2 separate regions of the Homo sapiens genome follow, and region 1 is linked to region 2. Evidence: chromatin loops called from intact Hi-C (ENCODE). Cell type or tissue: PC-3. All regions are shown on one strand. Links, peaks and the distances in the headings refer to the core of each region. The heading gives the core; the rest is flanking DNA. Region 1 has its middle 64 kb from the start of VAX1. Region 2 overlaps SHTN1 (shootin 1).

Region 1 (9,304 bases), core at 707-8,706, 130 kb after region 2:
TAATCAATAATGTCAAGTAATATAGAGAAATCAAGTAAAAGAAGGACTGAAAAGTATTCACTGCATTTAGGAAGCAGAAGGTTGCATCGATCTTTACTGGGTCCGCCCAATATAGTAGTGGGCACCAATCTCGGATTAGAGCAAGCTGAAGAACGAGTGGGAAGTGAGGAAGAGGTGAAAGATGTATAGATCACTCTCAAGTGGCCTGGCTCTGAAGGGGAGGTGAGGAGAGCTGTAGCTAAAAAAGAATGTGGAACTGAGAAAGATTTTGGTTCATTAGATGGAAAAATACTTGAGCCTGATTAAAGGAAAGAAAGGGCGGCCTCCCTTACTTACTAATCATGAACTTGTGTAGGTCACATTTATAACCCTTCAGGATTCAAACCAGATAATATAAATGAAGGTCTTCAGTAAACTGTCAAGTGTTACATTACTATTATTAAGTAAATTATTACTATTACATTTATAAAGTCCAAGTGGCTTTACCACTCTGCTTGTTTCCTCTCTATAACTAAGAACATTTTATCTTCACTAGTGTAGAGGAGAAGAGAGATCAGAGCAAAACAGCTAGTGAGTATAATCAGGAGATAACACATGCCATTTTTCTGTTGGGCATGGATGAGACAGTGATTTATTCTGCAAAGCAAATGAATCAGCAACCAATTTTTATTAATGGTACACAGGGAAAATATTTAAAGCCCTGTTATATCTAGCCAACAGATTGTACATATTACAAAGGCAAATGTAATAATAAAGGGAGTAGAGTTCTATAAAAATTAAGTAATGAAATTGGAATTCAGAAACCCATTAGCAAGGAACTACGATGATAGAAAAAGTAGTACTTTCAAGGTAAGTAAAGACCTTTGCTTTTAAAATCCATAATGAAGATGAATCAAAAAAAGTATTAAAAGCCATGGGAAAGTCTTAAAAATCAAACTGCTAAAAAAAAAAAAATCCAGCCTGCTGCATTGATGCCCATAATGGACCCCGAAGTCAATATTAAGCATGTTAGTCAAATGGCTGCAAACTACCACTAAGTGGATATGGGAGGTATACATTTTTTCTATTCTTATGTGTGTGTGTGTGGAGTGGGGAGTTCTTGTTTAAATCATAGTTTATCGCTAGAATTAAAAAATTTGATAACTCCAGATTCTAGTTTAAAACCACAGCCGGAGATTTTCTTTTGAAGTCCCTATTGACTCTTGGGGGCTCCTTTCCTCTATCTGCTTTTCTCTTTGTGTTCTATGCTTTTTTTCCCCCTCACCTTCCTTATTCCCAGCAAAATAACTGCCCAGAATTTAACGAGTTGCAGTCACTTAATTTTTTTAATGAGTTTTAGTCATTCTGGTCTATTTTCTAAGAGGTATTTATATTTTTCAAAGCTATCTCTAACAATAAAAAATAACTTTCCACATTTTGGTAAGCAGGCAGGATAGCTTCTTTTTCAGAGAAGAAGCACGCAGGGCTACTCAGGTTCTTGAGATCACGCCTGACTTGCATCCACTCAGGGTGCCACAGCGGCACCCTGAGTGGATGCAAGAGATCAGTTTGGCGGTAAATCTTCCTCTTGGCTCTCAGTTCATTCACCTAGATTTACTGGAATTCAACGTCGAATCCTTTCTTTTTCTTTTCCTAAAAGCAGGCTTTAGTAGGGATAAAGTGGAGGGAGAATGCCACTCAGGGGGCATTAAACCCAGAAGAGAAGGCTGCATCATCTTCACCAGCCCACAAACAGAGGGCCCTGTAGCAGTTGCATAGATGTTGGTTTTATAAGGATCCAAAATAGGCTTAGAGATTTTTTTTTCTCAGAAAGAGGCTTGGAGATATCAACTAAAATATAATTTTTCTTAATTTTAAAAATGTTTTATTTATGTATATTTTCCTACCTTTAACAATAAAGCAGCAATTATCTTACATGAATAAATAAAATGTAATTTCATAAAATGCCATTTTACAAGATTTAAGCAAAATGAGTTTTAATTGTCTTTTTAAAGTAATTTTCTGTGCTCTCTTGCTATCAATAATTATGATGTTTCCTCATGTTTGACACTTTGCATTGGTGAAATATTTAATTTTATTATATTTGAAAGTCTATCTTCAGAATCTCCTGTGTAACTATAATGTCAAAACAAGATCAAAGCAGGAAATACTCTCTGTTTTCTGGCCCTATAAATGGTGATTAGATAGTGAAGGAAATGAAATCTGCATGTCAGGAACTATGCTAGGACCGCTAATAGCATTACTCAATAAGTCAGCTCAGTGAATATTGCTATTCTCATCACATAAATGAGGAAACTGGGGCAAAGTGAAATTAAGAAATTAGCCCAAGATCACATAGCTAATGAGTGACAGAAATGGCATTTATTCCTGTTCTGTCTCTAAAGTCCTTCCACATTTGTTGATAAACTTGTGAGGTGTTTTAGACCGTGAGATTCTTGACTCCTGGCCAGCCATCAGGGCTGGGCTTTTGGGGCCTCAAATCACATAATTTAGTCAGCCACTTGCTCTGCTTATTATAACAGTCTACTAGGCTGCCAGAAAACTGTTGGAGTTATCTTGAGACCTAGAATCCTGGCTGGGTGCGGTGGCTCATGCCTGTAACCCCAGCACTTTGGGAGGCCGAGGCGGGCAGGAGACCTAGAATCCTGTTGCAAATCCTGCTGTTGTATATGTCACTGCAAATTGTATTTGAGCTAACAAGGAGCATCTGATAATACCGAAATTCAAATTCCTGTGGTTTTCTTGTGAAAGACAGTAATTTGTTAGCTCAAATAAGATGCAGACCTTTTCTAAGGACTTTCATTCTGTGAAATTAATATCTAAGACTTTGTTCCTGACAGGAAATTTGCAATTTGTACTTTACTGTGTATGTCAAGCTGGTATTTCTTACTTTGGGCCAATTTTGACTACAGTGAATGAAGAAAAATTTAGTTCAAATATGCGGATGGGAAAAGAATAGACTGGCCTAGCCTCCCAGCCTACATCTTTCTCCTGTGCTGGATGCTTCCTGGCCTCAAACATTGGATTACAAGTTCTTCAGTTTTGGGACTTGGACTGGCTTTCCTTGCTCCTCCACTTACAGATGGCCTATTGTGGGACTTTGTGATTGTGGTTCCATCATAGCAGACGGGAAGAGGACTAGATTGCAGCTCCAGCTCAGAACGACAGAGCAGTGTGTAGAGGCCCACATCGTGAATTTTAGCTCCAGAATGACGGCAGGAATAAATCAAGAAACCCGAGAGGACCCACACACCCTCTGAAAGAAGTGGACTGCTCCTGCAGGACCCAGGAGACATCCCAAATACTGTGCTGGTATCCACAGCCAAGAGACCCATAGACGGTTCACATCACAGGACTCTGTGCAGACAACCCCCAGTACAAGCCCAGAGCCTGGTAGACTTGCTAGGTGGCTAGACCCAGAAGAGAGATAACAATCACTACAGCTTGGCTCTCAGGAAGTGACATCCATAGGAAAAGGGGGAGAGTACCACATCAGGGGAACACCCCATGGGACAAAGGAATCTGAAAAACAGCCTTCAACCCTAGACCTTCCCTCTGACAGTCTACCCAAATGAGAAGAAACCAGAAAACCAACTCTGGTAATATGACAAAACAAGGCTCTTTAACACCCCCAAAAATCACACTAGCTCACGAGCAATGGATCCAAACCAAGAAGAAATCCCTGATTTACTTGAAAAAGAATTTAGGAGGTTAGTTATTAAGCTAATCTGGGAGGCACCAGAGAAAGGCAAAGCCCAATGCAAGGAAATCCAAAAAATGATACAAGAAGTGAAGGGAGAAAAATTTAAGGAAATAGATAGCATAAATAAAAAAATATCAAAAGTTCAGGACACATTGGACACACTTACAGAAATGCAAAATGCTCTGGAAAGTCTCAGCAATAGAATTGAACAAGTAAAAGAAAGAAATTCAGAGCTCAAAGACAAGGTCTTCGAATTAACCCAATCCAACAAAGACAAAGAAAAAAGAATAAGAAAATACAAAGGCTCCAAGAAATTTGGGATTATGTTAAACGACCAAACCTAAGAATAATTGGTGTTCCTGAGGAAGAAGAGAAATCAGCTTAGTAGGGAAGAGTAGATGTCCAAATAACTACAAAAACGGCAAGCATTTATTAATTGCTTACTAGGCAGCAGGCACTGTACTACTTATGTGCATTATTTCATTTAATTCTCATAATAACTCTATGAAGTACATACTATTATTTAGCCATTTTATAGATGAGAAGCTAAGCAGATAGATGATGTGCAATGGTCACATAGCTGGTAAGTGGCTGAGCCACTTAACTACCATATTATAGTGCATTTCCAATATGTCACAGAAGTTAGAGGGGAGGAGAACGTTTGCAGGTGAGGAGGATAAAAGCAGTGCCACTTTTGCATTTCATTGATTAGCCTAACATCCAGAACATACCAACATCAAAGTATGGGTGATGCCACCTCTCCTCACTGGATTTGCTTTAATTTTTAGCCCCCTCCTCTAGGAGTCTGACATGAACCCTGAGGCTACTGGCTGGAAGACAACTCAGTAACTCTTCTTGAGCCCCAATTTGTGTCCCCTAATTCTGTCTCCTTCAGGTGAGCACCTGGAGATCCACTTTGCCCCTCTGCCAGTTCAATGGATGGCTTTTGCATCTTGTCATGGTCCTTGAGGCAGCCATCAGGATTAGTACCCCCTAGGCACTGTCCCCCTCCAGAGCTCCCTGAGGTTTCTACAAATAGAGCTCCCGCTGCCTATATCCCAGAATGCCTGCAGTCATTGCAGAATATATGAGACTTTTTTGAATGGGGCAGGGGCAGAGGCAGCACTAGGTGTAATGGAATGGGGAGTAAAATGCTATACGTTAAGTCCCGACATTGTGGAAATATTAGTTTAAAGCATATCATTTTTCCCCTTTAGCTAAATTTAGCTAATTCTTATTTTTCTAATTGTACATCCTATCTTTTCATTAGAAAGCTAATAGTCTCTAACTACTCTCAGCAAACACCAAATGACCCTGTTGTTCACTCCCTAATAGCTTTTGAGCTAACGGTGTCATAAATTTTAATAAAGCACATGTCAAAGCCTATAATCAAACTCTGTGACAGGGTGCACTCCTTGGAAACGTTTCATGTTTAATAACAAATTCATAGCCATAGCACCTCCAATTCTTCTCATTCATCAGTACCCAACTGTCAGAATTCAAGAGTCCTTCAGTAAGAGATCCAGCAGAGATCCTTAATCTATACTTCATGAGACTTCTGAAATTATATGCAAAATTGTGCTTATGTACATCTTTCTGGGGAGATAATCCATAACTTTCATCAGATTCTCAAGTAATCCACAACTCACAAAAAGAACCACTGCACTTCAGTGATACCACCAAAAATTTTAGATCCTCTCTTGTACAATTTTGATATATGTAAATTAATTTCCATATCACTTTCCAGAACAATACAGAATTACAGTATTTTTATTTTAGTAACCCATGCCATTTCTATTGGAGATAATTACAAGAACAGGGAACTGAGACTAGGAACAGGAAATGCAGCAGTAGGCAGGGCAGGAGTAGAAATTTTTACAACACCTTGGACAGACAAAAGAAGTCCAGGGACAATAAACCTGCTTTTGCACTGCCCTCCCGTGTCTGTAGGGAGGATGGGCAGATAGCAGGTACTCTCTACGGCTGAGAGTCATCCTGGTCAAAGCTAAGGCTCTATACTTGAGGAATTAAGAAATGTAGTAGTCTTTCAGGAGTTTCAGTTCCTCAGGACATTCAGGGAATTTAGGATTGAAAAAAAAATTAAGATATTGTGAAGAAAAAGACTCTTTTGCATTTCCTAAAATAAAACAATACAGATATAAATAACTGAATTTTACACATTATAAATTATTAAAACATGGAAACTGTACTATTATTTTCCATTTATCTTTCCCCTGGCTTGGTAAAAATGTTCTAGATCTCCTTTCCCCAGAGTTTCAACACAGTATTTAGGAATCTGCTTTGCTTTATTGTAGTTACTCTGCATCCTGAGAATCAGTGTTTCTCAAGCCCAGCCCTCAACATAGAGGCTCCCTAGATTTGATGAGTCACAGTTGTTCATTCCTGCCCTGAGTTTTGTCTCTTGGATCTTACAGTGATCTCAGTGCAACATAACTTGTGCATTTGAGATGGTAAAAGCCTTGGGTCAGCCTGTCATGGAAATCACAAGATCCTTCATTCATTCAATTATTTACCAAATAAATACCGGGCAAATTCTTAATGCCAGGTATTCTGTTAGACACTGAGGATGCAACAGTGACCAAGAAAAGCATGGCCTGGGACTTCATGGAACTTCCAATCTACTAGGGAATACAAACTAATAATTAGAGGCAATTATCCACATAGTGTGATATGCATTATGGTAGGAACATTCTAGGAGTTAGGAGTGGTCAAGAAGACACCAGAAACTCTACTTGGTTGGGAGTGGTCAGGAAGATACCAGAGATATTATAGTAGTGGCTCAACTAGGACCTGAAGGAAGAATAGAAATTAGTTAGAATGGGTTAGAGGAAGAATTGAGAACACCCATGGCAAATAATAACATTAAATAGAGTAGAATTAGAACAATCATGTAAGGAGGAAATAGCTAGAGATAAGGCATACAGGTCCAGACCATTTAAGGATTTTAGGCAACACTGACAGGATGATTTGTATTTTAGAAAGATAACTTTAGAGGCTGGGTGCAGTGGCTCACGCCTGTAATCCTAGCACTTTGGGAGGCCAAGGTGAGCAGACCACTTGAGTCCAGGAGTTTGAAACCAGCCTGGGCAACATAGTGGAACCCTATCTCTACTAAAAATAAAAAAATTAGCTAGGCGTGGTGGTGCATGCCTGTAGTCCCAGCTACTTGGGAGGCTGAGGCAGGAGGATCACCTGAGCCTGGAAGGCAGAGGTTGGAGTAAGCTGAGATTGTTCCACTGCACTCCAGCCTGCGCGACAAAGCAAGACCCTGTCTCAAAAAAAAAAAAAAAAAAAAGATAATGTTAGATATTATATATGAAAATGGACTGAATTGAACAAGATTGATGGCAGAGAAACCACTGTTTAATTTAGGAAAGTGACAGTAGGGGTAGAAAGGAGTGGATTGATTTGACATACAGTTACATCCTTGGAGCTGTCCGCTAGAGTGCTGAACTAAAGCCCAGGTTTTCTTTGCTTCAACTGCATCTCTCTTTCTTAGGAGTTCATTGCAAAGACCTCCAGATCTCCTCCATCATTCACTTATCTCTATTCCATTCCCAAACCCACCATCTGAGAATATCAACACATGTTTATATTTAAATTATAACAGAAATGATCAACTCTGCCTGAAAAATGTGCACAAATAAACATATGTATACCATAATTCCATATAAAGTCACAAATTACAATGCATATTTAGCTGCACTGGATAGGATGGATGAAAGTCACCAAGAGATTTCATCATTTCAAATATCGAAAGTTATTTTGAATCTCTGGCTCAAAGTTGGGGCTTCTAGGAAAAAGCACTAACTTTGATTCACAAAACCTGCAAAACATTAACTTTTAGAAAGAGAACCGGAAAAAATATGCCTCGCACTAATTTGTCCAAGGTCATACAGACGCCTCTGAATTTACACATTATCTTCATTAAAGCGAAATTGACTTACAAGTTTCTGGAGAAAAGGGTGGCAAATGGAAAGTAATTGCACAGTATCCATTATTATTAATTTAGGGTGTATAAAAGTTCATTAGTGTTGCCTTTAGTGTGCTGACTTTATTGCTTTATTTTAGTGGAAGAAAAGTTCTAAGGACTTTCACTGGTATATTTACATCTCAGTACCTCTCATTTTATTTTTTCATATTAGATCTTAAGCTCCCCCAGCACAAAAGCCCTTACGATTTAAGAAGAAATGTGCAATCAAAAATAGTAAAATGCTTCACCTCTACGAATAGGTTTCCTTAGTTGGCAAAGTAAATCTTGAGTTTCATAAGCAGAAAGTGTGGTCATATGTCAGCTTTTCCCAACAGCTGATCAGGAGGAGGTATGAAAGGAAGTTTGATTCTCACAAGTTTGCATTTTGACTAAAGACAACGAAGAGCTAAGATGGAAAGATAGTGAATGACATGTGACTTCTGACCTTGATAGAGGTATGTGTGTGGAGAATAACTCTACCTGGGCACTTAAGGAAATCAAGGTTTTCACTGGAAGTTTGCCCACAGAAGAAAGGATAACTATCACATAGATATTGGGAGCAATCACCAAAATCTTTTTTTTTTATTAGGAGGGAGGAGAATCTTTTTTTTTATTATTTTAAGTTTTAGGGTACATGTGCACAACGTGCAGGTTTGTTACATATGTATACATGTGCCATGTTGCTGTGCTGCACCCATTAACTCATCATTTAACATTAGGTATATCTCCTAATGCTATCTCTCCCCGCTCCCCCCACCCCACAACAGGCCCCAGTGTGTGATGTTCCCCTTCCTGTGTCCATGTGTTCTCATTGTTCAATTCCCACCTATGAGTGAGAACATGCGGTGTTTGGTTTTTTGTCCTTGTGATAGTTTGCTGAGAATGATGGTTTCCAGCTTCATCCATGTCCCTACAAAGGACATGAACTCATCATTTTTTATGGCTACATAGTGATTTAGATGGGCAAGCCTCCACTTTGGATGAATCATCAACTGTATTTATCTTGATGCCCCAAATAAATCAGCAGTTTACAATGGGTAACTCATTTTAAGAAGAGACGCAGCAGCAAACCACCCGCAACAATTTATTCTTACCTTAATCGAAGAAGGTCGACGATTAACAGCACAAACAATAGCCAGCACTATAGACATCTCAACTGGTCCAACTTACAGAATTCTAACTGAAAAATTAAAGTTTAGCAAACTTCCCATTCTATGGGTGCCAAATCATTATGCCCAGATCAGCTGCAGACAAGAGCAGAGCTTTCAATGGACATTTTAAACACATGGGATTAAGATCCTGAAGCACGTCTTTGAAGAACTATAAGAGAAGGTGAAACATGGCTCTACCGGTATGACTCTGAAGACAAAGCACAATCGAAGACACGCTTCCCATCTGTAAGCCATCTACAAGGATGGTGGCTCCTGTCAGCAGTTGACTCACCTTTCTAAAGGTGATTACCTGCCTGGCATGTAATCTTGTGGCCACCACTAGTTTTCCTGGTATGTAATCTTGTGGCCACCGCTGGTGACTAACAGCCTTTGACATTTACTCTCGCTATGATATGCCACACCTATGAGAGTAGTAGATTGTGGCCACATCATTAT
Region 2 (9,304 bases), core at 657-8,656:
TAATTAAAATGAATTGTTTTGGGTGACCATTATGATTACAGTAATTTTTTTTTTTTTTTGAGATGGAGTCTCGCTCTGGCACCCAGGCTGGAGTGCAGTGGCACAATCTCGGCTCACTGCAACCTCTGCCTCTCAGGTTCAAGTGATTCTCGTGCCTCAGCCTCCCAAGTAGCTGGGACTACAGGTGCCTGCCACCATGCCTGGCTAATCTGTGTATTTTTAGTAGAGATGGGGTTTCACTATGTTGGCCAGGTTGGTCTTGAACTCCTGGCCTCAATTGATCCCCCCGCCTCGGCCTCCCAAAGTGCTTGGATTACAGACGTGAGCCACCATGCCTGGTCAAAAAATTTAATTATGTTGAAGAAATTTAAAATTTTAATATAGTTATGAAGACAACTGATAGTTTTCTTGTTGAGGGGGATTAAGTTTTTGGTTTTGTTTTTTAAATGAACTAGCGGGAGTTAAGAATGGGGGGTAACTTTCAATTTTTATTTTATACATTTAGAAAATATTTGTATCTTTGTGCAAGGCACACATACTCCTTTTTAATTAAAAATATAAAGTAAATTAACCTTAAAAATTGATTTCTAAGGCTCTAGACTATAAGCTCCAAGAGGGTAGGGCTCACATTTGCTTTCTTCACCACTGGATTCCCAATGTCAGCACAGTGTCTGGCACAGTAAGATGTTTGCTGCATGCCCTAAGTGGTAAGTAAAATGCAAAAGAATGGGACTCTGTTGTTAAACTAAGTTATGTGTCTTTGTGCAGTACTTACCTGTTGAAAACCTGAGAATGCATAAACTTTGTAAAAAGGAAAATATACTAGTTCCAACGTGGTGCTATTTTTTAAAAAAAAGTTTTCTTCTCACTATTGTGTAGATTGAATCTAGATATTGTAAAATTGTTGAGTGCCACTGCAAATATTTATGCTGCCAATAACGTAAGTACCATTGCTCTTGCTTTCTTTCTCTCCTCAAACTTCTACCTTCTCATTCTGGGTTAACATGTCAGCATTATTGTTTCCACCAACCACTAAGACTGAAGACCAGGTGAACAGCAGAGTCAATCATTCATTTTTGTCTTCTTACTGCAACCTTGCTTCTTCCATCTGTCTTCTCTGCTACCACATGGCCTTCAAGTTTTTCTTTGAGCTGCTTTGTATTCTAACATCATTGTGCAAACAACAGATGGAAAACTGAACATGTCTTGAAATGAGACCTGCTATTCAGGTCAAAATCAGCCGACCTTTCCAGTTTTGCAATAAAGGCATCTTCACATTATCCCTGCTTCCCCTCCCCCTCCACTGTTTATTTCACTGCATTATTTATATTGCTCCAACGTTTTCCAGAGAGCTCTGACACACTTCAATTCTTTTTTCTTTCTTCCAAGTAATAAGAGAAAAATATTTACTCACCTTTCATTAAACTCTCTAAATAAAACGAATCATAATATTTCAAATCAGATCTACTTGGCCTAAACCTTCGGTAGAGTTCACTGCTAGCACAGCTATGCTCAAGCACAGAAAGACCCCCACAAAACCATCATTGGATTTTCAAATGTCATTCCCCTAATGCCATGCTTTGTCTTCCTTCTATGCCTTGGATACCTCTACCTAGGACTGTTTTACATTTCCTGAGCTATCTTCCTTCAACCTACAGTATGCACACAAATTCAAACTACACCCACAGGATGGAGATCTCATTGCAGACCAGCTTTTGAGTTTAGCCCATTGGTGAACTCCTCATCCCCCTGGATGAGCCCCAGGGCCATGGAAGACCCAACGACTGCATGTCAACAGGTAAGCCGGAACAAGAGATTCAAAGCTGATCTCTAACATAAGAGGAAGATCAGTAGGCTGGTGAAACGCTGAGATAATGAATGTACTACATGGCAGTGTTCCACAGCCAGTGGAAGAACTTCCTGGCATAATGACAGCACTGCACAATGGCTGAAGAGAAATACTGATACCATAATACTGTTATCTGAGATGGTATATGGAGATACATCCCAGATTTTAAGCCTATTTGAAATGTACAGGCATCTTGTACCCAAGTTGGACTTTCCATCACAAGTCATGGGTTGTCTCCAAATGCAATTCCTTTCCCTTACATAGCATTTTATAGTTTATACAACACTTTTTTTAAATTTTGCCATTAAAATCCACTTGGTCAGGTCTGTATTATTGTCCATTTTACAGATGGTAAAAGTGAAGCCCTGAGAGGCTGAAGAATTGCTCAGAGGTCATACACTACTACAACTAGTAACTGACATGGCCAAAATTTGAGCCCAGATCTTTTGACAATGAACTTGATACTATTCTATATCTGCCTCCCTAAACCAGCAGATCCTTAATTCAAACTGGTAAGTTCTTATTCAACCTCAAGAATTTGTCTGATATGTCGTCTGCAAGGTCCCTTACAAAACAAAAATTCAAAAGGTTTTTACGGCTGGGCACGGTGGCTCACTTTGGGAGCACTTTGGGAGGCCAAGGCGAGCAGATCACGAGATAAGGAGATCAAGACCATCCTGGTCAACATGGTGAAACCCCATCTCTAATAAAAATACAAAAATTAGCTGGGCACGGTGGCGTGTGCCTGTAATCCCAGCTACTCGGGGGGCTGAGGCATGAGAATCGCTTGAATCAGGGAGTCGGAGGTTGCAGTGAGCCGAGATTGCGCCACTGCACTCCAGCCTGGTGACAGAGCGAGACTCTGTCTCAAGAAAAAAAATAAGATTTTTACAAGATACCCACCTCTTGTGCAAATGACTCTGCTTTCTTTCGAAGGTCCTTCTCCAGCTCCAGGTTTACTTGCATCTCCTCATACTCTTCTACAGCTAACATGGACACTTAAGAAGATAAAGGAAAAAAAAAACCCAGACAATAAGTCACACAAATAATCAGGAATATGGATGAAAAACAGTGTTGAAAAGATTTTTCATACCAGCATACAGGTACCCTCATGCATTCCTGGTTGGCATACAAACTGATAAAACCTTTTTGGAGAGCAACTTGGCAACGTGAATCAAAAATCTAAAACTATTCATACACTTTGAATAATCCCACTTCCAGGAATGCATATGCTAAGATTGTAACACATGAGCATATACAGACATTTGGTTGCAAGGATGCTCTCTACCTCATTGCTGATAAAAGTGAAATGACATAATACTCTAACACAGAAGAATGAGTAAATTGTAGTACAAGAAATATTATTCTGCCATCAAAATTATATTGTAGAAGCATACTTAGTAAATGGAAAGACATCTGTGATGTATTTTTAAAAATAGATTGCAAAAATTAGTGCAAAGTGAATTCATTTTTGTTCTTTAAAAGCCACAGATAAAGCACATCAACAGCCATTTCACAGAATAGAAAATATACAAAAGGCCAATAAACATGTGGAAAGATGCTCATCTTCATTAGGAATCAAGGAAATGCAGAGTAAAAACACTTCTTACACCCATCCAAGAGGCAACTGGTAAAAATTTTAAAGCATGGTTTTATTAAATTTGGTATGCAGTGAAAAAAAACTGAAGATAAAATTTGACATTTGGCATGTGTCTTAAAGCAACTCTTGGACATGTGCACCAGATGACATGTCTAACATTTTTTATAACAGCATGACTCAGAATAGCAGAAATATGGAAACAGCCCAAAGTCTACCAATAGGATACTACTTAAAATAATTTTAGTGTAGTCATCTAATGGAATAGTATATAGCAGTGAAAACAAACATACCACAGCTATGCCTGTCCACATGCATGAATCTCACAAACACAAAAAGTTGCAGAAGGTTACAGGAAAAATGATTCCATTTACATAGAGTTCAAAAATATGCAAAATTAAACAATGCTGTTTAGAGATATAGACATATTTGGCAAAACTACAAATAAAAGAAAGGAAATAATAAAAATTCAAGGGAGGGGTAAGAGTAGAGAGGGATGTTCATGGGTTTGTAAGGTACCAGCAAGTATAAAGAGATTCCTTTTACTGGTATTTCCTCTGTCTTCCATATATATATAAATATATATATAAACATATTTAACAAAACATTTAATATGTATATATGTAGAGAGAGTTTTTTTTAAGATTGGAAGAATATACACTAAAATGGTACTAGTGCTTATCTCTGGATTGTAAAGGTTGAGATTTTTTTCTTTCCTTACATGAATCTAAATTTTCCACCAAAAAAAGTATACTACCTGAATATATACATTTTTATGTATAAAAATATATGTATTATATATAATATTAAATGTAAATAAATGTATAAATTATGTATATGTATATACATATGTATAAAATGTAAATATTTTATATATAAATATATAAAATGATTTATATATAAATATATAAAATGATTTATATATAAATATATAAAATGATTTATATATAAATATATAAAATGATTTATATATAAATATATAAAATGATTTATATATAAATATATAAAATGATTTATATATAAATATATAAAATGATTTATATATAAATATATAAAATGATTTATATATATAATATATATATATGTTTTATTTATTTATTTATTTATTTTTTGAGAGATGGAGTCTCACTATGTCTGTCGCCCAGGCTGGAAGGCAGTGGTGCAATCTTGGTTCACTGCAACCTCCGCCTCCTAGGTTCAAGTGATTCTCCTGCCTCAGCCTCCTGAGTAGCTGGGATTACAGGCAGGTGCGTGCCACCATATCTGGCTAATTTTTGTATTTCAGTAGAGACGAGGTTTTACCATGTTGGCCAGGCTGGTCTCAAACTCCTGATCTCAAGTAATCCGCCCACCTCAGCCTCCCAAAGTGCTGGGATTACAGGTGTGAGCCACCGCGCCTGGACATATAAGTTATTTTTAAGTGTTCTCCATATTTACAAAGGAGAGAAACAGCCTTAGATGCATTCAGAACCAAAGAATCAGAGCTTTGTACCAAGGAGTTACTGCAAGACCGAAAGCTTCAAAAGGTCCTGTCAAATAAAAGTAATATAAATTCTTTGCTATTTTCAACATTCAGTGGCCTATTTTGTTAAATAGTGATAATGACAGGACAGAGGGAGTGACGATACCATTAGATATTAGGCACAAGCTGGGCAGACAGCACACTGTCCATCCACTTCTGGTGAGTCACCTCCACCCTGAGCTGAGTCATACCAACAAAATCTTTCAAAAGGCTCTCTTAACAGCTGCCTTCACACACTGCTCCACCAGGGCACTTCAATCCTAACTGACTTAAGGACTGGTTTGCTGCGTAATGACATAGAATTTCAAACTCTGTACTCAATCTACAGCCTCTTCAGATGAAAGACTAATAAGTAAAGCAATAAGAGTGGTGATTTTTTGGTGTGAATTATAGGTCCCTGAGAGCTAAATGATTTTCAAGCCTATTTAAACAAGAAATTTCATGAAGAAAACAAAGAACACTATGACGATCTGAAGCCCAGGCAAGATAATTGACTCTCTTTTCTATGTCCAGAACACTATAATAAAAAGGGAATTTTCACGTGTCCTGGCCCTTCTGACTTGGAATCTGAAAGAAATCAGGTTGGTCCTAGTCAGGTATTTATTTATATAATTTTTCTCTCTTCCTAGACAGGGGACTCTCTGAAGGCAAGATCTACATGATTAATCCTTGCAGAACCCTTTTCCTAGCACAGTGAATCAAGACTGAAAATTCTACACCATTTCTATCTTTAAATACAGAAAGACTTGGAGAAATGTTACAATCCAGCATATTGCCCACATTTAACTACAAGGTCCTTTATTTACAAAAAAAATTCCCAGTTGATGAATCACAAAAAGATTGACAGCTACCACCAATAACAATAGGGAAGGCCCTGGGTCGCAAAGGTTTCCTGTTAGTGTTGCAGCTTCTAAACAAGGAAAGAGAGTGACTGAGGGAAAAAGAGAGAACAGAAAGTATATTAAGTTCTTCTTACCACTTCCAGAATTATTTTTGCAGAACTACACTTTGGCATCACTTCCTTGTCTTAAACTGGGAGATACATGAAACAGCCCCGATGAGAGCTGATGCTGTGTTTTATAACTAGATGGATAAAGTCACTGTTGCCCAAAGTACACAAAGTTTTCTCTGGATATAGCCACTGGAGACACTTCCCTCTCACCAGGAGAGCAGGTCTGCTTTTCCTGATCATTAGGTTCATTTTCATGTGATTCATTTAAATGATCATCAATCTCTTATTGCACTGACTGTCAGACAGCTCAGAACCAGATTTCAAACACACAGGCAGGAAATGTGCAAGACCTCAGAACAAGTATGCACTTTGTATACCAATCTAACTCTTACTTTCCTTTATCCCTTTTTCCACATCCTCTTAATTTAAAATTTCATCACATAATGTTACATGTTTTATGTAGACAGCCTAACCTCTTCTGGATTGAGATTTACTAAATAACCTACCAAACATATAAATGCTGAGGGGAGAGCTAAAAAGGCCATGATCCCTGGATATATGTAAGACAGAAATAGTATTTCGGTTTGAAGTTTCAAAATGAGTGGGTTCCTTGTTCCTCAAGTGAAATCACTTTTAGATGTCCCCAGACTCTAAGTTGGGTAATAAAACAATGGAAATGGGAGAGACACAATGCTAGAAAATCACAATATAGGAGAAGATTTTATTTACAGTCATATTTAGGCACAGGTGTAAAATGACACACAATATATGCAAACAGAACACACCGCATACGTATTTGAGAAAAAAAGACTGGACAGACTTACCTCTATTGCATTTTTCTAAGACTTTTCTCTGTTCAAGAACTTCTGAATTTAAAACAGTCTTTTCTTGTTTAACTTTATTTACCTAAAAATGTGAAATTTTGAGGGGAGAAAACACCAAAAATTGTAAAACAGGACATATGGCAATGTGTGATACTCAATTGCTGTTCAACTTTCAACATGAAGTTACAATTTAAAGCAGAAATTGGTTTCAATGTGTTAGGACTTTTTATTAAAGCTCTTCTTTAAAGCTTCAAGGATAGCTATTTAAGTTAGGATGTATACCTGGTACAGAACTTATTTATATATTCCAGTTGGCACTGGCACCTAAACATAACAGTATGCTAGCCATCCAATGTATATGATACATATTTTTTTAATTAAAAAAAAACAAAGAATATAGAGATGGGGTCTCCTATGTTGCCGAGGCTGGTCTCGAACTCCTGGGCTCAAGCAATCCTCCTGCTTCAGCCTCCCGAAGTGCTGGGATTACAGGCGTGAGCCACCATACCCAGCCATGATTCATATTTTTAATGCAAAAATCCAACTAAAGATCACCCAGAAAATACAAGAATCATTTAGTCAAGATCCGATACTCAATTTTGGTATTCATTTTAAATGTTGATTAGCATTAGGAGATATACCTAATGTAAATGACAAGTTAATGGGTGCAGCACACCAACATGGCACATGTATACATATGTAACAAACCTGCACATTGTGCACATGTGCCCTAGAACTTAAAGTATAATAATTTAAATAAAATACAATAAAATAAAAATGCTGATTATTTTTGACTTAAGTAAGATGAACATGAACTTTTAAAATAAGACTTTGAACTCTGATGACTCTTGGCTTAAATAAAACACATATAAATACTCCCACAAAAATTTAAATTTCTGAAGTAACTTTTGATGTCTATCAACGAAAGAGAATACTATAGAAAAGTTTTTTTAAAAAAAAAGAACATAAAGTAAAGCTACATATATCAAGGTAGAAGATAAATCTCAAATATATTGAATTTAGAAAGCAGGCATGTTTATAATATTTAAAAACACTCAAAATACTATGTATTGTAGTGAACATGTAAATATATGCACTGACATGATAAACACCAAGTTCAGAATAACAGTTGTTTAGGGAAACTGGGCAGGGAGCAAGGAGTATGCAACCAGAAAGAGTTACACCAGGGCTTTCATCACCATGCTAATATTCTGTGAATTAAGTTGGGTAGCAGGTATATGGATGTTCATTAAAAATAATTTTTTTAGAGACAGGGTCTCAGTCTGTCACTCAGGCTGGAGGGTGGTAATACGATCATAGCTCATTGCAGCCTGGAACTCCTGGGTTCAAGCAATCCTCCCACCTCAGCCCTCTGAGTAGCTGGGACTACAGGCACATGCCACCATGCCTGGCTAATATTTTTAAAAATTTTTTTGAGAGACGAGGTCTTGCTAGGAGGTCTTGCTGATCTCCAACTCCTGGGCTCAAGTGATCCTCCTGCCTCGGCCTCCCAAAGTGCTAGGATTACAGGCGTGAGCCACTGAACTCAGCCCCATTATTTTGTTCATTATGCCTTCTCAGATGTCTGAAATAGCCATAATAAAAATAATTGTTGAATTGTCTTCCAATAATACCTCTAAGTGGGAAGCGAGAGAATCATCAGTAAATAATCACAACTGAGGAACAGAGCACACTAAGAAACAAAGATAATGGTCCTGAAAGTGGCTCTGAATCCATCAGCACCTCCAGATAATCTATTAACTGGTTCTTTTAGTGTAGGCTTTATTTTTGGTTTTGGTTTAAATTAGTAACTGGTACACATTGTCCAACGGTAAGGTCCTTTCCAAAATATCATCTTCCTTCTTCCCATTCGTTACAATGTTTTGCCACAATAATAAAAGGAGCTCAGGCTGGGAAGTTGGCAGACACTGCTTTCCAACCTTTTTTACATCATGGCCTCCAAGAAAATGACAATATGTGTGTGCAAACTGAGGTAACTGGATGAGGCTGCTCACTGACAGGATCAATACGTTGGCATGCTCATAAGTCACTTTATCAAGCTGCAGTTGGCACATCAGTTGGGAAGTGCTGGGCTACAGAATCTAAGAACCACTGATACAAATTAAATCCAGAATCAAGACTGTGAAGGCAAATCCTTGAAGCCTCGTGCAAATAAAAGGCAATTGTGAGGGTCTTGTTCTGAAAGACAGTTCAAAAGGAAAAAGAGGCCAGGGCAGCGGCTTGCATTGGTGGTCCCAGCACTTTGGGAGGCCAAGGTGGGAAGATCATTCAAGTCCAGGAGTTCAAGGTAAGCCTGGGAAATACAGGAACCCACATCTCTATAAAAATTTTTAAAAATCAGGCAGGCGTGGTGACGCATGCCTGTACTCTCAGCTATTTGGGAGGCTGAGGCAGGAGGATCATTTGAGCCTGGGAGGTTGAGGCGGCAGTGAGCTGTGATCATGCCACTGCACTCCAGCCTGAGTGTGACAGAGTTAGGTCTTGTCTCAAACAAAACAAAACACCAGAAAAGAAAGATTCTGTAAACAACCACTTGAAC

The links. Peaks named below come from ENCODE experiments on the same cell type or tissue, not always from the same donor. Only the 100,000 strongest peaks of a DNase experiment are listed, where the experiment ranks them.
Region 1: a loop joins it to region 2, with 4 times the contacts of the local background. A loop is called at or near these places in 5 of 110 quality-filtered maps.

The regions. Positions count from the first base shown.
Region 1 is chr10:117,069,184-117,078,487 of GRCh38, forward strand. It overlaps a transcript of SHTN1 not described here. Among named protein-coding and RNA genes, the nearest start is that of VAX1, 64 kb to the right of the region's middle. In PC-3, for the core only: a CTCF peak has its summit at 5,657 (motif pointing left); no DNase peak of the experiment used is centred there; H3K27ac peaks cover 48 bases.
Region 2 is chr10:116,942,172-116,951,475 of GRCh38, forward strand. SHTN1 (shootin 1) reads right to left here. Exons shown (of 17, transcript NM_001127211.3): 7 at 6,745-6,826; 8 at 2,753-2,847. Among named protein-coding and RNA genes, the nearest start is that of SHTN1, 58 kb to the right of the region's middle. In PC-3, for the core only: no CTCF peak of the experiment used is centred there; DNase peaks (open chromatin) are centred at 5,170 and 5,840; H3K4me3 peaks cover 1,004 bases; H3K27ac peaks cover 1,480 bases.